3 separate regions of the Homo sapiens genome follow, and all the other regions are linked to region 2. Evidence: chromatin loops called from intact Hi-C (ENCODE). Cell type or tissue: K562. All regions are shown on one strand.

Region 1 (8,000 bases), 170 kb before region 2:
CTGGGTGACAAGAGTGAAACTCCGAATCAAAAAAAAAAGCAAAACAAAAACAAGAAATCTATTAATCTGCCCAAGAATATACAACTAACAGGTGATTAAACTGATGTTCAAAGTCAAAAAAGTCTGACTGCAGAGCAATCCATTCATACCCACCATGGTCTCCTGCCTCTCTGTGCTCTCTCAAAAAGACCACTAAGGCCGGGCATGGTGGCTCATGCCTGTAATCTCAGCACTTTGGGAGGCCAAGGTGGATGGATCACGAGGTCAGGAGATCAAGACCATCCTGGCTAACACGGTGAAACCCCGTCTCTACTAAAAATACAAAAAAATTGGCGGGGTGTGGTGGCAGGCGCCTGTAGTCCCAGCTACTCGGGAGGCTGAGGCAGGAGAATGGCGTGAACCTGGGAGGTGGAGCTTGTGGTGAGCCAAGATCACACCACTGTACTCCAGCCTGGGTGACAGAGCGAGACTCTGTCTCAAAAAAACAAAACAAAACAAAACAAACTACTAAGCAGTTGAACTCATTGGCTCCTCCCAGAACCTAAATGAAAGGGCCAGATCCAAAGGGAAGCAGGCTGTACAATGAAAAGATGCAGACAAACTTGCTCTTCTAAGATGATGTATTAGTTTGCCAGACTGAAAACACACACACACACACACACACACACACACACACACACACACACACACGCAGACTGAGTGACTTAAACAGCAAATTTATTTTGTCACAATTCTAGAGGATCGAAGTTCAAGATCAAGGTGTCTGTAGGGTTGGTTTCTTTTTTTTTTTTTTTTTTTTTTTTGAGACGGAGTCCCGCTGTTTAGCCCAGGCCGGATTGCAGTGGCACAATCTCGGCTCACTGCAAGCTCCGCCTCCCAGGTTCACGCCATTCTCCTGCCTCAGCCTCCCGAGTAGCTGGGACTACAGGCGCCCGCCACCACGCCCGGCTAATTTTTTGTATTTTTAGTAGAGACGGGGTTTCACCGTGTTAGCCAAGATGGTCTCGATCTCCTGACCTTGTGATCCGCCCGCCTCGGCCTCCCAAAGTGCTGGGATTACAGGCGTGAGCCACCGCGCCCAGCCTGTAGGGTTGGTTTCTATGGCCTCCCTCCTTGGCTTGTACATAGGTGTCTTTTCCCTGTATCTTTATATGGTCCTTTCTCTGTATGTGCCTGTCTTCTAACCTCCTCTTCTTATAAGGACACCAGTCCCACACTAATGACTTCACTTAACCTTTATTACCTCCTCAAATACCCTATCTCAAAATACAGTCACATTCTGAGATACTGGGGGTTAGGATTTCAACCTATCAACTTGGGAAGGACATAGTTCAGACCATAACAAACTTTTTGTTAATTTTCTTGGGAATTTATGCAGGTCAAGAAACTGAGCAAAAGTGCTGCAGAGGTTGGATCCTCGGAACATACTACAATTAACACAGAAGTAATAAGTAATTACTGCAATACTTATTAAACATTCACCCTGTGCACAGTTCTGTATGCAATGCTCATGGAAGGATTATGAATGTTAGTACATATTAATGTTGCTGCTGTTTGAGACTGTTCAGGTGTGTTGCACTCTATGAGAAATGTGAAGAAACATAACAACCCCAACCTCTAGGTAATTAAAATCTTGTTGGAAAGAAAAGGGAAAGATATGTGTAACCGCACAAAGCAATGCTACAAGAGATGCTAATGATGGTTTATAATTACAAATAGGTAAAGGAAAGGAAGACCAAGTCTAAACTCAGAAGAGAATAGAAGAGATCTAAAGCAGATATCATGGACTGGGAAGGATTTGGGAGGGTACTAAACTTGACTTGGGCCTTCGGGTTGGAGACTGAAGGGACAAAGAGAAAAGGAGGCATTTCAGGAAAGTTAATCCCAAAGGACTGATCAAAGCGTAGTGAGGAGAAAAGTTTTACTAACATTAAGGATTCCACAGGAAAGTGATAGAAGTTGGGTACAAAAGTAGATTGGAGAGACTATGTACATTATCTATAGCCAGACAGCCTTGTAAGGTGAGTATTCATACAGTAGTGAAACTATAGATGAGAAAAGTGGGGCCAAAAAGCTGAGCTAGTTATCAACAGGTGCAATGTAATAAGTAGGTAACAAATAGCAGAGCTGAGATTTAGGAGACTTGTGCCTTTGAACGTCAATGAATCTAAAGCAAAATTTATTAGGACAAATACAACCTTGATACAGCTTCACGTTTTTTTCCTCCCTAACCAAAAACAAAATGTAATAGAAAAACAAGTCTATTTTTACTCTTTTATTATACAAAGACTCCATTATTAACTTACAGCTGAAGTGGTATGAAAGGTCTTTAAGAGAACAGGTACTAAACATTGTTTCCAGGCTCAGCCTTAACTGGAATAGGAATGCAGTAGGATTTCTTGGACGTCAAGAGGCCTATATTTGCTTCCCCAAAAAGCCTTTTTCAAATGCTTGTGATTAGGAAACAATGCCTTCCACACACCCGCTCTCTCTGTTCAGGTGTCTGCCTCTTTCATTCCTACCTTAAGGCATTAAATGTGCTTCTCATTGTCAGATGGGGACCCAGTTATTTCTTTTTTTTCATTTATTTATTTTTTTGAGACGGAGTCTTGCTCTGTCGCCCAGGCTGGAGTGCAGTGGCGCGATCTCGGCTCACTGCAAGCTCTGCCTCCCGGGTTCACGCCATTCTCCTGACTCAGCCTCTCGAGTAGCTGGGACTACAGGTGCCCGCCACCATGCCCGGCTATTTTTTTTGTATTTTTAGTAGCGACGGGGTTTCACCATGTTAGCCAGGATGGTCTCAATCTCCTGACCTCATAATCAGCCTGCCTTGGCCTCCCAAAGTGCTGGGATTATAGGCATGAGCCACCGCACCCGGCCATATCTCTTGAGTACTTATGTAATCAATAAATGAACAAAGCAACTATGTAAAACAGTTACTAAAGCATTTCAAAATTAGCCACTCTAAACAAACCCAGAAGCCTAAATTACTGACACATTCACCAGCTGGAAAGACTGTGGACTTTGAAGTCACATATAAGAAATTCAACTTCAGTTCTTTTTTTTATTTTGAGAAGGACTCTCGCTCTGTTGCCCAGGCTGGAGTGCAGTGGCACCTCCCGAGTAGCTGGGATTACAGGCACGTGCCACCCTACCCAGCTAAATTTTGTATTTTTAATAGAGATGGGATTTCACCATGTTGGCCAGGATGGTCTTGGTCTGCTGACCTCCTGATCTGCCCACCTCGGCCTCTCAAAGTGCTGGGATTACAGGTGTGAGCCACTGTGCCCGCCCTCAACTTCAGTTCTTATATGTTTGACCACAGAAATGTAACTTAACCTTTCTAAGTCACAGTTTTCTAGCCTGAAAATGGGAGTAATAATTAACTCACTGAGTTATCATGAATATCAAATAATATGTACAGTTAAGCACAGTAATTGATATACAGCAGATGCTTAGGAAATATTAATTCCCTTCCCCTTCTCCATTCTTGTGAGCTCTCTTTGATAGGAAAAAAAGATACAAATAACAGGATGCAAATTACAAATATACCAGGCATCTGAAAGAATGAGAATAGAACCTACAAAGATCTCACAAAGGAGGAGGGCAGTGGTGTACTGGCAGCTAGACTGAAAAAAAAAAAAAAGCCCTCATTTGTACTTGTGATAGTGGAAAAACTCAAACTGTTTTTCCTCTGTTCTATCACCACAAGCAACACAGAAGACTTCTGTGACCAAATGTGTGGGGTTTCTCCCCACACACTAAGCAAGCAATCAGCTCTGCAGCAGACACCAGCTGGGTGCCCTCCAATTCAATTCAATTCAGCCACTATCTGGAGACAGCCTCAGATCCCACAAGTTGGGGGCTCAGTCACACAAAACCACCCCCTCCTTCCCATCAGCATACCCCAGCCTCTAGAATTTCTAATGCACTGGCTTCAAATTGGGACTCTCAGAGCCCCCTCTTTGGGTTCAATTAATTTTCTAGAGCGGCTCATAGAACTCAAGAAAACATTTATGATGTTTAGCAGTTTATGCCAAAGGATATTTTAGAGGATACACATAAACCGCCAGATGAAGAGATACACAAGGCAAGGTCTGGAAGGGTCTCAAGCACAGGAGCTTCTGTCCCTTTGGAGTTGGGGTGCACCACTTCCCAGCACATAGATGAATTCTTGTTCACCTTCCTCTCAGCTTCCACATATTCAGCTATCCAGAAGTTCTCTTGCACCCTGTCCTCTTGGGCCTTTAATGGAGACTTCACTGCATAGACAGAATTGACCACCAGGGAGAAGTATGATTGGACAAAAAGGGTATTCTCTAACACTAATAGGCTGAACAGAAACCCAGCAAGGCTTGTCCAGATTCTTTTTGGCTTCTCTGTGCTGTATTCCTTTTTCCAGGCTAAGGGCCAGGACCCCTTCTGAAATGAGGATCTTATAACCCACAATCAGAATGGTGAAAGAAGATTAGAGTCCTGTCTCGGGCTGCTGACAGGAGAATAGGAGAAGGTCAGAGAGAGAGTTTCTGTTTTTTGAGACCTAAAGAGCCACAGCATTATAAAAACTGTTACAAAGGCTACGGGAGTTATGAGCCAGGAACAATGGATGAAAACCTATATGTGTGTGTGCCCCTGTGTGTATACAGATGACATATTTACAATATGTATACATATTCAGTATTTATGGAATCAATAAATGAACAAAGCAACTATGTTACTAAAGCACTTCAAAATTATACGTACACATATTACACATATTTATATAAAACTGGCCCAATTTTCCCATAGAACTGATATTTATGGGGTTTTTTCAATAAACATAGAGATTGATCCTCCTGATCTTGAAACTTGAAACTTAACATTTGTCTCCTCTGGGTTCCTTCCTCAGGAAACCAAACCTCAGGCAAGGGACTCACCAGATCCTGGCACCCAGACAAGGAGAAGCCAGAGCCCCCATCAATCGTGATTGCTTCCTCACCCTTCCCTAATTCCTCTAATTCCTGTTTCCCACATGTAGTTATATTTCCCCCCCACTATGTCAACACACCAATTTTAATCAATTTGGAGAGATGGATTTGAGGTTTGGCTCTCATCCCTCTGGTTGACTTCACCCAAATAAAAAGTCTTCTTCCCTGGCAGTTCTGTGCAGCGAGCCACTGAAAATAGAACAGATACACACACACACACACACACACACACACACACACACACATATATAATATACACATTTAATAGCACATATATACACACACATATATAATATACACATTTAATAGCATATATATACAAATTTAATAGCATATATATCACATTTTACATATATACACATTTAATAGCATATATATATATATATATATCAATCATACTGTCAGTAATGTTTGCCAATTTCTGTGATGTAGATGCACCCTGTGATGGCTAATTTCAAGCTATATAACAATCTATAAACTATAACATATAAACTATAAACTATAACAATCAGCCATCAAACTTCTGAAATATTTAACAATCTGCTTTTACTTTCACTAGGTGGCTCCACACCAGAGGAAACTTACAACTGTGATTTTCATCACTGGTATTGTGCTTGTTGGTACCTGTTTCCTGTCTTGTCTTCAAAGCATAAGGGTAGGGAATGGTTAGGCTGAAATTCAGAATAAACCAAAGTAAATGTTGACAGAAGAAAATTCCTCAAGGATCTAGAACCAGAAATACCATTTGATCCAGCAATCCCATTACTGGGTATATACCCAAAGGATTATAAATCATTCTACTATAAAGACACATGCACATGTATGTTTATTGCAGCACTATTCACAATAGCAAAGACATAGAACCAACCCAAATGCTCATCAATGATAGACTGGATAAAGAAAATGTGGCACATATACACCATGGAATACTATGCAGCCATAAAAAAGCATGAGTTCATGTCCTTTGGAGGGACGTGGATGAAGCTGGAAACCATCATTCTCAGCAAACTAACAGAGGAACAGAAAACCAAACACCACATGTTCCCAATCATAAGTAGGAGTTGAACAATGAGAACACATGGACTCAGGGAGGGGAACATCACACACTGGGGCCTGTCAGGGGGTGGGGGGCTAGGGGAGGAATAGCATTAGGACAAATACCTAATACCTAATGCATGCGAGGCTTAAAACCTAGATGACAGGTTGATAGGTGCAGCAAACCACCACGGCACATGTATACCTATGTAACAAACCCGCACATTCTGCACATGTATCCCAGAACTTAAAGTATAATAAATAATGAAAAAAAGAAAATATTAGTAGCTGAGCATATAAAATGCATATAGATAAATGAAGAAATAAGTATAACAAAATATTTAGTTAATTACAAAGTCCCCAAGTTATATCTTTAGTACCACCAACGGTGTTTGGCACACAGTATTGCTGTCTCTATATACTGATTAAATTATTGATTAAATATTTTCCTTTTATTGCAATTGAACTCAGAGTAAATGCTGTATTGTGCTTTCAGGTAAGTAGAAATTTCCATTTTAACTGCCATAGTAGTAATTTGTGGACACTCAGTATATCAACTCGAAAATTAGGATAATAATACCTCTTTCATAGGGTTGTGTAACTTTTTAGGCCGAGAGCCTCCTCGCGATGTTGGATGGTAAAGTATCTCAGTATAGAAATTTGGAAGCTAAATTGCCTGACTTTAAATCTTGATTCTTCCATATACTACCTGTGTATAATCGCCTAGTGACTTATTCTCTGTGTGTCTCAGTTTTCTCATCTTTAAAATAACAATCATTATACCAACTTACAAGGTTGATATGAGGATTATGTAATTTATGTGAAATTCTTAGCACAATATTCGGCTAATAATTAAGCTAATAATGAATGTTACCGATTATAATTTGTACAATACAACCAAGAAATGTTTTGTTTCCCTGCCCATCTCTACCTGTTCTTACTTCTGTTTGTTTTCTTTTTTTTTTTTTTTTGAGACAGAGTCTCGCTCTGTCACCCAGGCTAGAATGCAATGGCAGGATGTCAGCTCACTGCAACCTCCGCCTCCTAGGTTCAAGTGTTTCTCCTGCCTCAGCCTCCTGAGTAGCTGGGATTACAGATGCCCGCCACCACGCCCAGCTAATTTTTGTATTTTTAGTAGAGATGGGGTTTCACCATGTTGGTCAGGCAGGTCTTGAACTCCTGACCTCAGGTGATCTGCCTGCCTCGGCCTCCCAAAGTGCTGGGATTACAGGCATGAGCCACCACGCCCAGCCTACCTCTGTTTGTTTTCATGGCCTTCAGGTCTCTTTATAACTTAGCCCTATTCTCCACATTAGCCCCTATCCTGCTTCACTTCAACATACACTGACAGCTGTACTCACAGAGTGGCCTCACCTCAGAGCCTCACACATTCAATCCCAGCTTTTAGGTTTGCCAAAAATATCTTTCCTACTTTCTTCCAGTCATTTAAATCTGATCTAACCTTGCTAGTTCAAATTTTCATTCCCGCTTTCATAGCTCTCTTCTTAACTTCTATAGCAAATACACTTATGCCATATAATCAATCATTTAATTAGAAATTCCCTTGTATTTTTCTTTCTGCTTTCGAAAGGGAATTATGTTATCTTCCGCAACTCTGGAATTGTGCAGAAAACACAGAATTACCCCCAATAAATGTGCATTGATCGATTTATTTACTATTTAGAATTAACTTTGACTTTAGTTATTATATCAATAGAGCTTTTATCAAAAGAACTTTTCTCTTTAACTGACACTACTTGCATTAAAATGCCAATCATGTAGGAGAATATGGTTAAGTGATAATGTTTAATTGCTTAAAATTATTACATCATTTACTATAATAGTATGCCATTTGAACTAGATATTTTTAAGGTTTGATTTCTTAAGTCTATATCATGGTATCAAATTTATATAATGAAAAAAGTTTATTTTAGTATTTGGTTGGTGCAAAAGTAATTGTGGTTTTTGCCACTAAAAGCAATGGCAAAAACCACAATT
Region 2 (8,000 bases):
AAAGAAGACATTGCCACATGGAATTCAGAAGCAGAAATAAGAATCCAACACTCTTAAGCCAGCCATTAAAGAGATTTGCATAAATATAAAACAATATAACTCTTCTTGCTTTGTTTTTGTTTTGAAAAAATAGTTTTTTAATAAAAATATTTTATGTCAACATGTGAAGGGTTTATAAGTAGATATTTTTGTAATGTCTCCATTTTAATTTTTAATATAATGAATAGTGATAGATAGAATGAACACACATCAACATTTTGGTTCTCATTAATTTTTAAAAATGTAAAGGAGTTCTGAGGTCAAAACATTTGAGAACTGCTGCTCTAAACCGAAGGGGCAGGTGGCAAAGCCTGGCTAGATGAGTGCTGTAATGCTGTTGAGTAAACAGAAAGAAACCGAGGGAGCGGAAATGGAATTTAATACAGAAGTCCAAAGGAAGCCAGTAAGATTTTGACATAGTCAAGCAGAACTGAAAGACCAAAGAGATGATTTTCACAGTGGAGAAAATTACAGTCATTCAGCTATGAGATAGATGAGTGTGACCTGAACCAGAGATTTGATTCTGATATGTAGAGAGGAAGATGCAAACATTTTGACCGCTGTAGGGAAAATTGTTCTGATTTTTACAGCAAGGAGTCAGAATTTACTCTGAGATGCTGTCATTGAGTGACTGCTACTGACACATATGTGATGATATCTAAGGGGTTGGGAAGAGGCTAGGTCTTGAGGAGGAATGTTAGAAAGCACATCATGCTTTGCTTGGTACTGTTGTTGTTTATTGCCTAAAAATTCTTTGTGATAACTTGGCTGACTGCTATCTTTATAGTTATATCAGGTGATTGTTATGTTTGACACACTGAATGAGGATCTTTTTTTTTTAAACATTTATTTATTTATTATTATTATTTTTTGAGAAGGAGTCTCACTCTGTCACCCAGGCTGGAGTGCGGTGGTGCAATCTCGGCTCACTGCAACCTCCGCCTCCCAGGTTCAAGCAATTCTCCTGCCTCAGCCTCCTGAGTAGCTGGGATTACAGGTGTGTGCCACCACGCCCAGCTAAGTTTTGTATTTTTAGTAGAAACATGTTGGCCAGGCTCATCTCAAACTCTTGATGTCAGGTGATTCGCCTTCCTTGGCCTCCCGAAGTGCTGGGATTACGGGCATGAGCCACCACGCCCCGCCTGAATGAGGATCTCCTAATATACCTCCTTAGTTCTGTTTATCCTCTTGGTCTTGGGTGTGTTATACAATGTACATTTCCAGGTTTGATATCTGGAACAGTGGGAGAAACCTGTCCCTATGGTCTGAATATTGGCATCCCCCCAAAATTCACATGCTGGAACCTGATATTATTAAGTAGTGGGGTCTTTTGTGAAACAAGTCATTTTATAAGGCTCCAACCTCATGAATGGGATTAATACCCTTATAAAAGGGGCTGAACAGAGCTGCCTTATCCTTCTGCCGTGTGAGGATGCAGTAACGAGGTGCCATCTTGGTAGCGGAGATCAGGCTTTCACCAGACACCAAATCTACTGGAACCTTGATCTCAGACTTCTCAGTCTCCAGAACTGTGAGTAAGAAATGTATTGTCTTTATAAATTACACAGCCTGGGGTATTTTTGTTGTAGCAGTAGGACTAAGCCACCTACCATGAATCTCTTAAGTGGAGCTGAAACCATGAAAGAAGGACTCTCTTCTCCATTTGGGGTCTAAGGAGCATCAAACCATGCTCAGGGAAAGGTAGAGAATTGAGCTTATGAGCTAAAAGTTGTAGAGAACAAGATATTTTCAATCTTTGGGATATGATCTGTTTTTGAGAAAGTTAAGTTTGTTACTTTACTCTGTAACACTTAAGTCGGTTTCATATAATACATACAAGGGCTGATTGTGGCATGCTGCTCTTGCTTAAACGTGCTTCTTAGGAAATACCTCTTGAAAGTCAGATCGCCACATTATATTTGCATCATATGTTATGCCTGGAGTATTGTCCTTTGAAATAGATTGGACAGAGTATGCTATTCACAGAAGAGCAATAAGCAACCAGCTTGATAGAGTTACAGAATTTTAGCTCTCAAGGAGAGAATGCCAAAGTAAGTTATCATAGACTACTCTTGAAAAATAAAAGAGCCCGTTAAGATCAAGTAGAGTATGAAAAACGAAAAACCCTCTCTCCTTGACTAAACACTCATTTATTAAGCAGTAGTTTTTACATTCTCCAGGTACAGCTGAAAAGTTTTTCTATAGTCTCAGAACTAAGGTGACATTTCCCTGACCACCTATTTATAACTTTTCTTCCAATCCTTTGCAGTCATCAGATTCATGCATAGTAGCCATGTATATAGTTGTGGATTGTTGAACTTGTGCAGGTTGTCATTTGCAGCTGCTAGAAAAAGGACATGCGCTCTACTTCTTGAGGGATGAATGTAAAAAGTCTTTTAAAAAATGTTACTTAATGTCATAGATTTCCTAATATCAGGTTCATTCTGTGATGCTATTTAAGAGAAAATAATTTCAAATCAGCCTCAGTTATAATGCATCCCTGAAATTATGTTGGAGATATATCAAGATCAATGAGGTCAAAACAGTCAATGAATCAATTTTCTAAGAAGGGCAATGCTGAAGACAGTATCAGGGGCTCACGAAGCGACTGACACTTCAACTTTGTAATATACTATGATGTTTAAGTAATTTATCAGTGATCTCAAAGATCTAAAATAATAGTACTTATGGTGGAATAATAAAATTGTATGAGATCATAAAGACATTTGCATTCCCAAATTATTTATTGTAAGATTTCTTTCTGATTAATAAAGACTTCTTTACATCATTAAAACACTGCCACTGAAGAAGTACTTCTCTGGAGGAGGCACACTAATAAGATTTAACTTGCTCAATGCAGGTGGGTAGATGGTGACAGAGGAAGCTAATGGAAGTTCTCTTCTGATTGCTTCTGTTTCTTTAGTGACATAGGATATAGACAATTGAAAGTGAGGATATGGAAGGCTTTTAGAGGTTTGATGTTCTAGGACAAAAGAGAATATTTAAAATAAATCCATAGTTTTATTTTAATATTTTAAATCTATAGTTTTATCTATAGGTGCAGTGGCTCATGCCTGTTATCCCAGTGTTTTGGGAGGATGTGGTGGGAGGCTCACTTAAGGCTAGAAGTTTGAGACCAGCCTGGGAAACACAGTAAGACCCTCCCTGTCTCTACACAAAAATAAAATAAATAATTAAATTTAAAATGAGACCAACTATGTGATTGAGAGTGTTTTCTGATCAATTTAGATTCAGAGATGCTGATGATGGCAGCGGCGGACCGTCCAGGGCAGCCACTGCCATCACACTGGCTGCTGTGAGGAGGACGCAGGAAGGAGGCAGAGCTGGGCCTGGGGCATTGCCATGTTCCACACTGCCGGTGGGAGCCAGGGACAAGTGGGAGACCTCCCAGAGCCTCCTGCCCTGGGGGCTGCCACGATGGGGCCAGGCTAAGCCACCTGTTTGCAGGGGAGCAGCCCAGTCAGGCATGGAAGGGCAGACAGAGAGGGGCCCAGTGAGGACCTGGAGCCCCAACCCCAGGCTGTAAGGAGGTGTGGCCGGGGCTGCCTGCATGCGCCATGGAGTGGGCAGGAGTCCCGCCCTCCCAGGCACAGGACCCAGGCATCTCTGTAGTCTGCACCCTCCGGGCCCAGGAAAGCCCTCTCTGTTCCTACTGCCTGGCCTCTCCCCACTCCAGGAGCCCACTCTGATATTAGAGTGCGGTTGGGGCCAAGCCCAGGTGCTGTCACAGCCTGGCCCGGTTTGCACACACTCGGGGAAGTGCTAACACACCATGCCCCTGACCACACTATGGGCAAATTAAGCTAATATATAAAGAGTACCCTTAAAGCAAAAGAAAATGCCAAAAAAAAAAAAAAAAAAAAACCCAAATGTAGAAAAAGGATATATAAACTTACCTAAAACAAAATAAAAATTTAAACATATGAGTGATAAGTGACAGGAGGCAGTCAAATGCCTAGGCAGATAGGGGCCGGTCCCTTGTGATATCCCACCTTCAAGTCAAAAACAGCCTGAAGGCTGAAAGACTGGACTGCTGGTTCCGGATGAAAAACGTGACCCAGAGTGGGAACTTCCGTTCCTGTTTGCCTGTCCTTTCCTGATTGGTTCTTTCTGAATAATGCTTTTTAACCAATGGAATGTTACGTTTTCCAATACTACCTTTGGCCCGCCCCTCCCCCATCTATGAGTATAAAAATCCTAGACTCAGCCATACTGGGGGAGATGACCCAACTTCAGGTGAGAGACTACCTTCCTGTCCCCTCTCCACTAAGAGCTGTTTTGTCATTTAATAAAATTCTCTGCCCTGATCACCCTTCAGTTGTCAGCATGACCTCATTCTTCATGAATGTGGGACAAGAGCTCAGGACCCAGCAAACATGGGTGCCTGGAAAGGCTGCAACACTGTGGCCCTCTGCCTTTGCCAGCAGAGGGCAGCTGCTCCATGCACCGGAAGCAGTGGCGGGGCCGAGGTAGTCCCGCAGCCGTGGACTAGAGCAGGGCAAGGGGCTGATTGAGCTGCTAACACACCACTGTCCATTGGGCTGTGGGGAGCAGAACTAAAAGAGCTAATTAGCACACTGTGACACCCCCTCTGGGGCTTCGGGGTCACGGGCATCCCTGCCTGAGTGGGTCACCACATTCCCCTTGGGGTGACACCTCGTTTGGCCGCGGGCCGCACATGGAGCCTGCTCCTATGTTGATGCTGGGAGCAGCTGGCCAGACCCCGCACTCGCTCACTCACATGCTGCCTCTCACCGCAGTCACAGTGGCTGTGGGATTCGCGCCAGAGACTTGCCCTCAGGCGCGGCTAGGTGCGCTGAGTAGATGCGGTGGTCTTCTACCGCGAGCCCAGCAAAGGGGCTCAGAAAAATTCCTGCATCATAAGGAAAAGCAAAGCTAGGAAAGACAGTCAATAAAATAAAAACAGAAACATCAGGAGATTAATTCACTCTGGAAGAAAGACAAATAATAGTATGCTGAAAATTACATTAAAATAAGTATGTTTAGGAGTCTCAGTGAAGGAACATAGCAAACACATGTTAAAATAGCAATGGTTAGGGAAAAGAAACAGATAACATTTTTGAAAAGAAAAGCAGACAAAATCTAAATATATGCAATAACCTTGGGACTAGGCAAAATTAAATAGAGACTAAATAAATTAAAATATTAATTTAAAAGGAATTCACCTCCCATGCAGGACATAAGGATATTAAAAATATAAAACAGAACATTAACGGAAGGAATGGATTAAGTAAGGAAGCTGAATGAAAATAAATCCACATCTTTTCACTGTGCAGGTTAAATTTACAACGTAAAAGACAGAAAAATCTTCAAAGTTATTCCAAGCACTGAGAGATGGTATCTGGAAGATAATGCAGACTTAGACTCTAGGAAATGATCGTGGGTCGAGGAATAAGGCATGACAAAGCTAATCCTCCAGGCTCGTAGAGTGGGCATCAAACACACATGCACTGCCAGGCAGGTGACATAAATGTGAGAAGTAAAATGGGTGTGAGCTAGAAAGTTGTTTAAGGACAATCGATGTTCTTTCAGTGTTGGAGGGACAACAAGGAATAGTTAGGGCTGGGACGAAAGTGATCAAGTACCTTACAGAAAGAGGGAGCCCATGGGGGAATGTGGATCCATCTCTGATTTTTAAAGAGGATCCATAAATCTAGGCTTTTCAAGTGACACCTTCCAATTATAAATATTGACAAGTAATTTAAAATATGGCTCAATACAAAACGAGGCAGGCCAGAGAGCATGTGGTGAGGGCTGGATTTGCTACCGTTCACTTCGGAGAAATGTGCACAATTAGTGAAACCTTACAGCCCTGAACAGGCTTGATGTGACTATAACGGTTTCTTTGACCTATTTCTTCCTTTGTCAATAACAAGCTATTTAAGTCAATATCAAAAGAAATGTAAAATGCAGTCTGTATTGTGAGACTCTAGCAAGACTTTCCCATAAGAAGGAGGCCATGTACAGAGACAGGGTTGTTGCCTTTTCCCCCTGTAGTTGAAAACTGTGCCTGATGTTGTTAGATTGGGTACAATTAAATCTACACATTCCAAAACACTTTCATTATAGACTCATGCAAAATTATATTTGGCTTTATTGTTTTCTTTTCAACTAAATAAAATGACCAGGTCAGCTACATCTTGCAGTAATAAGTATAAACTATCAATGAATTTTGAAATGATGTGTGATTTCTGGTGATATAGTACTTTTCCATTAAAGAAAGTTAATTAGAAACCACAAAAATATTAATGCATTGAAAATTACCTATAATTTAATAACACCTTTTTGGTGAAAAAGGGTCATTTTAAAATGCTCATTTTACTACTTTATTTTGTTCACTTTTTGTTCTTAGGACAATATTCCACACATGGGTATCATTTAATGAGAAACCTAAGTATCATAACATAACAATTACAATGACACAATGTTACTAAATCTATGTTTCTTCTAATGACTGGAAGTAATTCACTTAGCACTCAGTTCTCATTTTTCCTATTCTTTTTATGTATAACATTATACAAAGTTGTGTTATTTATATAATGGAATATGGTAAAAGGTAATTTTGATGATATTTTTGTGACAGAAGGAAGAGGACGAATCCACCTTTCTCAGTTACAAGTGCTCTGGTTTTACTTGGCCTAAAGAGACCTTCTTTTGGTTAAATATTTTACTAGAAATATTTCAGGTTTTCAGCTAATAGAAATGTCTCAAGCATTACGCTGCTGTAATAAATCACTTAAATTGCCAGGTTATATTTTACAGCTCCAGTTGCTTGAATATTTATTGTAAAGCACCAAGTACAATAATTTCCATTTTTATAATTAATGAGGAGATCTGGAAAAATAATTCTAATTGGTAAGGCAGGAATGATTGCAATCTATTCTTAACATGTTGTCTAAGTCCTTATGTATCCTTCTGTTTCTCATGAACACACTCTAATTAGAAGATCAGAAGAAGTATACTTGTTAAAAGCTGAGCCTCAGACACCTTAATGGTGAGGTGAGCCTCCAGGAGTAAGATACCGTTTGGATTATATTATGCATGCCCTTATTTCCAAAGCACAGCTCTCTTTTTGGTGCGTTTTTCTATAATTTTTAAAATATTTCCCAGTCTTGCCTCATTGCCTCTTTCATGAGTGCAATTAATCCTGATTTTGGATCTCCCAGTGAATCCCATGGATTCTCACGAGAATATATGATGATTATATTGGTCTCAAACCTATTTCAAGGCAGATACCTTTTTTAGTTCCTAGTTTGAATCTGTTATCTCCCTAAACTTTGTCAATTTGTTCTTCATTTTTTAAAGAATGTCATTTACCTTCCAGTTATGCCTGATCATGATTTGGTTTTGCTTCTTTTTTTCCTTCAGATTTTCTCATTTTATTTTTCTCCCAAGGCCAAAAATAGTTGTTATCCTTGACTTGAACTTGCCATTTCCCCCTCTTCATGTCATCCACTCCTGAGCATTTCTAATATACCCCCTACCAGCATCTTGCCTATGCTGAGATTCTTATTTATATCTTAATCATTTTCTGTATCAAATCCTACCTCTACCTCATTTATAGCCTTCTTAAATCTTTAATCTGCGAGTTTCAGAAGATCTAGAATTCTGATGCTATACTATGTTACCTCTCCATTTTTCAAAGCTCCATATTCCTGACCTTTCTATAATCTTTGATGGCTTCTTCATCCATTTTTTTTAACTCTCAGTTACCAGGTTACTTGCTTTATTCTTGATACCCTTTAACTTTCTCTTACCCTTCTCTTGAAATAGTTCCATTAAAAATTACCATGTAAAGTACCTAATTTCCATTGTGTGTCTATGAAGCGGATTTTCACAGCATCATTCGACATTATGCAAGTTGAATTCCAGGGCGTGTGCCAGAACATGTTAGGAGCCGAATATAAAACGTTAGGCTG
Region 3 (8,000 bases), 130 kb after region 2:
CTTTTTGAAGTTGCCAGAATGGACCTCATTGGCTTTTTCAGAAAGTTTAATGTCCTGATGAAGTTCAATATCTCTCAAGGATATTCTATAGAAATCAAGTTCTGTAATAAAGTCTTTATCAGTGTAATCAGGACACATCTAACAAATGTTGGCCAGGGACTGTGGCTTAAACCTGTAATCCCAGAACTTTGGGAGGCCAAGACAGGAGGATCACTTGAGGCCAGGAGTTTAAGCACGGATAGCAGAGTGAGACCTTGTTTCTACAAAAAATTTAAAAATTAGCTGGATATGACAGCATGCACCTGTAGTCCCAGATACTCAGGAGGCTGAGGCGGGAGGATTGCTTGAGCTCAGGGGCTCAAGACTGCAGTGACCTACGATTGCACCACTGCACTCCAGCTTAGGCTACAGAGCAAGAGATCCTGTCTCCAACAAATAAATAAATAAATATGAATAAACAAATAATAATAATAAAATTAACATTTATTAAGTACTTACCATGTGCCAAGTTCTGTACTAAACAATTTACATGTATGGACTCATACAATCCTGAATAATTTTATGAGGAAAAACTGTTATAATTCCCATTTTATAGATGGGGAAACTGAAACAGAGGAAGGTTTAGTAATTTGCCCAAGTGCACACAGTAGGAAAAGACTGAACTGGTATTTAAATAGATATATTAGTGAGAAAGTCCCAGAGTTAACATAAAGTGAATCACAACAAAGCAAGAAAACCTGTAATAATAATTATCAAAAAGCTTCTTTTTTAAACCATTGTTCTTCATACTTGTCCATGGACTGTGCATTTTGAGGTAACACCCATCACTACAGTGTACGCTTTGGGAAATGCTTCATTAATTCAGTTAGATCCTCTATGACTGTACTTCCAGACCTCAGCTCTGAAGTTCCAGAGTCCTTTAGGAGCCTTGACTAAATAGGTCTGAAATTTTCCAGGGAGGGGTTTCAAGATATTCCATCACATTTACTTTAGAAATCCACAAAGTGATGGGAATAAGCTAAAGGTGTCTCATTCAATTTCCACTGTTACTGAAGGCGTGTTCTGCAAAGGCAGGAATTTTTGTGGGTTTCATTCTCTTTTATATCTCTGACAGAATCATGCTTAGAACATAGTGGGTAGTCAAAAGATATTTGATAAATAAGTGCATTAAATAGCCATCATAGATCATAACCTGATTATATACCAGATTTGCCTTGAACCCTGAAGTTTAGAAGAGAATGGCAAGGGAGAACAGAAACGGATTTCAAAGGTCTGTCCTCTGCATTCCCCATTCCACTTGTTCTCACTGCTATTCTTATTCCACAACTCTCAAGAAAATTAAGATGTTTGTCCCAGTGGACTGGAAATGTTTGGTATCTAGTTTCCTATAAGGACAAGGAAAATATTTTCACTCACGAATTCAGATAATGATACTTTTTGAAGGTTACTATGTGGTAGCCATTGGACATTTGGTAATGAACAAAATACCATGTAAGTAAGCACTTGCGTAATAATTACTATGGTCCTTTTATAAATGATGCATGTATATTTATATATATTCTCATATACATATTATATACACACAGTATGTGACAAGATATGTGATAGGCACCATGAAGTGTTTCACAGTATCATTACTAAACGTAATTTTTCCAAAGATATACACTATGTGTATATATGTCATATATAAAAATGTGTATATATGTCATATATAAAAATGTGTATATAAAAACAATATGTACATATACTCACTGAACCATCATCACACTTTACATATGAGAAAAATAGAGCCAAAAAGTTAGCAGAGGGCCATTATGAGCCTAATTAGCCATTGTCTACAAGCCAAATTTTTACAGTAAGCTATGGTCCCCACTTCAACTTTAGTGGAAATGAGAGACATCTACTCACACAAATGCCTACCAAATCCCACAAATGTGACAGGTGCTGTGACAGAGCAGCAGAGGGTGTTATGAGAGACGGCAGTGGAGGGAAAGTCAGAATGGGACTCTGATGAAATGACATTTAAGCTGAGACCTGAAAGGAGGGGAGTGGTTGGCCAAGAAAGGGCGGGGAAGGCATTCTAGATAAAGGAAACTGTGCAAGGCCGAGGCAGAGCAGGTGCACGCAGCCTTATACTGTTGAAGGAACTGGAGGAAGTGCATCGCAGTGAGAGCTTAGGAGTTGGGTGCAGGGCAGGGAAAAGGAACGCAGGACACAGCAAGAAGAGGCTGGAGAGTGGGGTCAGAGGGGCATATCACGTCCACAATGTAAACCATGCAAAATTTTACACACTTTTAATTTCAATAGGAAGTCACTGGAAGATTTTAGCAAGGATGTGACATTATCCTATTTATGTTTTGGAAATGTTAGTCTGCTTTTTGCACTTCCATAGCAATAGATAGTCATGATAATACATAGCACATTTATAAAAGAATATTTATTCTTTTAACAGATGTTTTCTTGATTACTTCAACTAGCTCATTTGTATCACAGATACCATGTGGACAACAGAAACCATATTTACATTTAAAAGTATTTAAAATGAAAATGTTTTGCTGTAAATAAATATGATATGTAAAAGAAGCAAATTTAGAAACTGTGTGTTACTAGGAAGAAAAGGAAAAGACGTGACAGAGACACTATTAAGTGCTTCACAGTATCGCTGATGGAAGTTATCAAAAGGAACCTTTTTAAAGCTACACAATGCTCATTGGCTATGTAAATGTTAAAAAACATGTATTTAGATATTTAGGACAATATTTACTATGAGGACTTCTCATGCAGTGAAATGCAGATGTAAACTTTTATTAATACATAATTATATGATAGAATTAATAAACTCTTTACTATTTCATGTGTATTTAAAATATTATGAATTAAAAGGCAAAAAAGCAACAACGTTTTAATAAAATTTAGTCAAAAAGGAGGCTTACTTTGTCCTGTATAACGAAGAGCTAAGACTAATAGGTTTGCATTGATAATGTATGTTCTTTGCAAAACTACCATCTAGAAAAAAGAACTTAGCTACCTTTAGGGTGCCCAACGTTTGTATCTTATATAAACAAGCTGTCGTTTAGAATCAGAAGTAAAATCCATGGCCTATGGCACTGGTTAAAAGCAGACACTCTTGCTCTAACAGCTCCAACCTGGGCTGGTTGGAGATTGGCAGGAACTCAGCGGGAAACATCCAGAGCGGGCTCACGGTCCAGCAGCGCTCCCAGGAGGGCGATGGCAGAATAGCAGCCTGTTAGGCGGCGGGAGGAAGGCGAGGCACCAGTTACTGATACGTATGTCTGAGAGCGAGTCTGAAGGAGAGGAAAGACTGCAGAAGGCATGGAGGTGACAGGTTAGACAGCAAGAGAAATGGCATAATGCAGAGCCGGTTAATGACTCTGGCAGCTTTCCACCTCTGAGAATGTTACAATTGGTGAGGGAGGATGGCACATGTGAATTATCTCTTGGTAAGAGGGAAATCCTTGACTTGAAAGACCTGAATGTTCTTGTCTATCAGGACACAATGAAATATTTAGATTCTGGGATAACAATGTACTAATGCTAGTTTTCTAGAGGTTATGTTATTGAATCTGTTGCCTGTCAAATTTGAGAATACAAATGAAAAAAAATACCTGATTAATAAAGCCTAGAATATGTGCTAGTGATTGCAACATTCTGGTGAAAGGTTGTTCCGTTGGTTATTTGCCATTGATAAATTTTGGGTACAGCCAAATCATCACTGGACTCTCAGTAAATTGTACAAGAAATTGTTGGTTCATATTTTTAGGTGACCTAAAAATGCATAATATTCAAAATATAAGTGGAAAATATTAGTCAGCCAGATACCTCTTCTTTTTAATTATGCAAACGCAATTATTCTTTTAAAAAGAGCTGGAAAAGAGATGCCACTGTAGTGTTGGAGATCCTGCAGATATAAATTAGGAGTGAGCAGGGGTGGGGACAATTTTGGTTTAGCAATAAAAGGCATTTAGTAACACATCCAAGCTATGACAAGGCAGTGTAGAGAGGTGTGCTGAATTCTTCTTTGGCTCAAGGTTTCTCGGATTTTAGGTTTTCTGCCATTCACTGTGTTTAGGCAACTTGATTAGTACATCTTGATAGTAACAGTACATGTCTCTCAGTTTTAGTGTGAGTATTGGCTGGGCACGGCGGCTCACACCTGCAATCCCAGCACTTTGGGAGGCTGAGGCAGCAGGATTGCTTGAGCTTAGGAGTTCAAGACCAGCCTGGGCAACATAGAGAGACACTGTCTCTGCATTAAAAAAAAAAAAGGAAAAGAAAGTGGAGTGTTCTAATATGACTCATGTAAAAGCTGTTAAGATAAAAAAAATCAGAACCAGTTTGTTTTTTTCACTTACAAGCCTTATCAGAAATTGAATTTAGTTTCAAAGATGAATTATTCTCATTTAAGTAGTTGTGTAACTGTGCATAATGTCGTAACTATTTGATAGCTAAAGACTAATATTTTATGAAACACATACCTCTATGCCAGGCATGAGGCACCGTGTCAGTAAAATAGACTTGGTCTTTCCCCTTCATAGAGCCTAGAGGATAATTTATTAATCTTAGAGGATAATGTATTCATCAAATTAACCATGATGTGGTTAATTTGTAGCTTGTGTTAGAATACAAAGAAAAAAGAACAGTTCAGAATGTTTAAAAAGGATTGGCTTTGGGTAGAGAGTTCGATACCCGCACTTTAAGCCAGGCAGCTGCAGAATGGGGAGACCTTGGTGGTAACTAAAATGGAGCCATAGTAGGTAAGGATGGAGAGGATATGGGTGAAAATCCTATGCCAGGCACTGAGCATGAACACATGCATGATTAATTTCCGTGCAGTCTGATGAAGTAGATATTCTTACTATCTACATTCAATACTCAGGGAATTTGAGGTTGAGGCGCAATTAAACAAATTGCCCAAAGTCCCACAACTAGTAAGTGCATATTTTAATATTTCTCATTGCATACAAAATTAGACAATGGAAGATTTTTAGAAAGAAAGGATTAAAACTACTAGGGCTTTAATACACACAAATAGATATTAGTAAAAATGCAGAGATGCCCAAGATAGGCATTATAATGAGACTCAACAATTGTGACCCCCTCACTCTTCTCTGTATACATTTATTGCTATCACAAACCTCCCCAATATTTTCCTGCTCATGTTCCTTCTAGAAAGAAGTCTTGGCCGGCTACAGTGGCGCATGCCTGTAATCCCAGCCCTTTGGGAGACTGAGGCAGGCAGATCGCTTGAGGTCAGGTGTTCGAGACCAGGCTGGCCAACATGGTGAGACCCCGTCTCTACTAAAAATACAAAAAATTAGCCGGGCATCATGGTGCATACCTGTAATCCTAGCTATTTGGGAGGCTGAGGCAGGAGAATCACTTGAACTTGGGAGGCGGAGGTTGCAGGGAGCCGAGACTGCGCCACTGCACTCTGCACTCTAGCCTGGAAAACAGAGTAAGACTTCGCCTCAAAAAAAAAAAAAAAAAAAAAAAAAAAAAAAGAAGAAAGAAAGAAAGAAATCTGCAGAATATAATAATGATTAGACATGAACCTGCAAGGTTAAAGTATCTATCAGGAACAATTTCCTGTTTTTTTGTTTTGCTTTGCTTTTTTTTTTTTTTTTTTGTCTCTTTCGGCCAGGTGCGGTGGCTCACGCCTGTAATCCTAGCACTTTGGGAGGCCGAGTTGGGCCAATCACCTGAGCTCAGGAGATGGAGACCAGACTGGCCAACATGGTGAAACCCCGTCTTTACTAAAAATACAAAAATTAGCCGGGCATAGTGGCGGGCGCCCGTAGTCCCAGCTACTCCAGAGGCTGAGGTGGGAGAATCGCTTGAACCTGGGAGGCGGAGGTTGCAGTAGCCCGGATCGCACCACTGCTCTCCAGCCTGGGCTACAGAGCGAGACTCCGTCTCAAAACAAAAATAAAAACAAAAACAAAAACAAAACAAAAAAAATCTTAGCAGGAAGCAAATGAAAGGTCAAAGCAGATTATTGCAGTCAGTGGGCACTCAACTAAGGGAAGCTTATAAAATGAAAACAGAAAAAAATCCAAAAAGGCTTCGCCTCCTTCCTTTCATAATAAAATGCTGACACAACCTTAATTATACTGTTATAAACAGTGCTGTTGGACCACTGCTTCACCATATGGGACTGAGAACTATAAATATGTTAGATATTGGTTCTTAGGAAGGGAAAATATAGAATATATCCTTTGTACGAATCATATTTTTATGAGGCTGCTGAAGAGTAGCTGAGTGTTGAATCAAATCACGAATTCTCAAGGCCATCATAATCAGAGTAGGCAAAGTATATATTTGCTCAGGGAAACATCTGTTAAGAAATTTCTCCTGAGTCTCATCAGTAGTTGGCAAGCTTTACTGCTTTAGCTATGTTTTCATTATTGGCCTGTCTGCAGAATAGTTTACACTGGTTGTCCTTGTATCATTAATTCACCGGTAAAGAAATAACCTTTTTAATGGCCCGCCTTTGTTGATAATGCTCACAACAAAATTTAAATTTTAAATAGTCACTCAGTGATTTGTATTTTATTCAGTTGTGCTCTTGAATTTTATGTACATGCACAGAGCTCTGAAAAAGGATAAAAATAGTAAGTTATGAACTGATTGTGAATCATCCATGGTGTTTACAGTTCAGTTGCTTTTGGAGCATTGCAGAAGTTGTGTCTTTAACTAATAATGCTTGGTTCGTAGGAGTCACACCATTACTTCTAATACTTCTCAGTGAAATTATTGAAATCAGCGACATAAAATATACATGGACTTTTTTTTTTAGTTCGAGTAGAGGTACCTTCCAGCAAAATATGCTTTCATCAAACTATCAAATTGATAATAGGAAACAAAACATTTTCTGGAAAAAGAAAAAGACAACCAGAAAATCATCTTTTTTGATACAGTTATCTCATAGGTATCTGTTAGCAGTGGCATGAATAAAATATTTCATAAACTTTTTGGACATAATTACCATTAAAACATACTGGCCAGCATCATATTATTTTCTCTCTAGATTTCCATTTAGTGCTTTCCGTGTGTCACAGAGTCAATGTAAAGCTACCTGGATAAACCCATTAATGAATTGTTGCATAATGTTTTGTAGTTGCTTTGCAAGTGAATTATTTTTGCTGTGGTACTGCTAATACAGCAACCTCTATGCCGTCTATGATTACTAATACGGAATAATAAAAAATTGTAACTTGGTCCAACATTTTCTCTGGTCAAAATGTTGATATAACTTGGCTAAAAATAAGCATGGAGAAAAACACAAGCACTATTTTGTGGTGTGTGAGATCGACCTGCAGTTGTTAACGCTGTTATTAAGTTTCAGTGACTGTTTAGGTCATCAATCTCTGACAAGAACCTTTCAGAGTGCTTGATGATATTGCAAGTAGCAAGCTGTGCTGCATTAAAAGATGATGAATCTCTGTTCAGGTAAAGCTTTGCCCTTTGGCTATCATAATGTATCACCACTTTGTTTACAAATGGGTATTCACTACGCTAAATGGCAACAGAGTGCATGCGATTTTATAAATACGAAACGTTGGCACTAGCTAATATCTGAACATCTAGTTGAAAGTGCAGTTGGAAGTCTAGGGAAAATAATCATAGTTACTTACAAGATAAATAATTTTGTAAATTAAAATTGTTGGGATTCAGCTATTTAAATGATTACAAGTTATGTTTTAAAATAACATGTTTCTATAGAATAACTCAATTTTAACCCTTGGTTTTCTCTTAAAAAAGTCTTTCCATTTTTTACCTAAACATAAATGTGGAAGCATCATACATAAATTTGATAATTTATCAATTTCAAAGGAATCTCTAATCTTTGCTATTAGATTCATGGAGCCACCAGCCACATTTTGTCCAGGTTAGTATTGTTTTAGACAAGAGTCTTATTTTTGGTAGGAAAATTATTTTCTGAACGCAGCAAAATGGAAATGACTTTATCTCTTCTTTTA

The links. Hi-C counts contacts between places; a loop is a spot of excess contacts. Peaks named below come from ENCODE experiments on the same cell type or tissue, not always from the same donor. Only the 100,000 strongest peaks of a DNase experiment are listed, where the experiment ranks them.
Region 1: a loop joins it to region 2, with 3 times the contacts of the local background. A loop is called at or near these places in 3 of 110 quality-filtered maps.
Region 3: it touches region 2 in a loop (6-fold over the local background); 2 of 110 quality-filtered maps call a loop at or near these places.

Annotation. Positions count from the first base shown.
Region 1 is chr4:177,544,498-177,552,497 of GRCh38, reverse strand. The region is part of intron 1 of AGA-DT (AGA divergent transcript); the gene reads right to left. Among named protein-coding and RNA genes, the nearest start is that of AGA-DT, 100 kb to the right of the region's middle. In K562, a CTCF peak has its summit at 4,288 (motif pointing right); no DNase peak of the experiment used is centred here.
Region 2 is chr4:177,377,611-177,385,610 of GRCh38, reverse strand. LOC105377558 (a long non-coding RNA gene) reads left to right here and starts at 4,257. Exons shown (of 3, transcript XR_007058384.1): 1 at 4,257-4,296. RefSeq lists an enhancer at 4,342-4,636. In K562, a CTCF peak has its summit at 4,476 (motif pointing right); a DNase peak (open chromatin) is centred at 4,490.
Region 3 is chr4:177,245,498-177,253,497 of GRCh38, reverse strand. All of the region lies in intron 1 of LOC105377557 (a long non-coding RNA gene), which reads left to right. Among named protein-coding and RNA genes, the nearest start is that of NEIL3, 60 kb to the left of the region's middle. In K562, a CTCF peak has its summit at 3,215; a DNase peak (open chromatin) is centred at 3,217.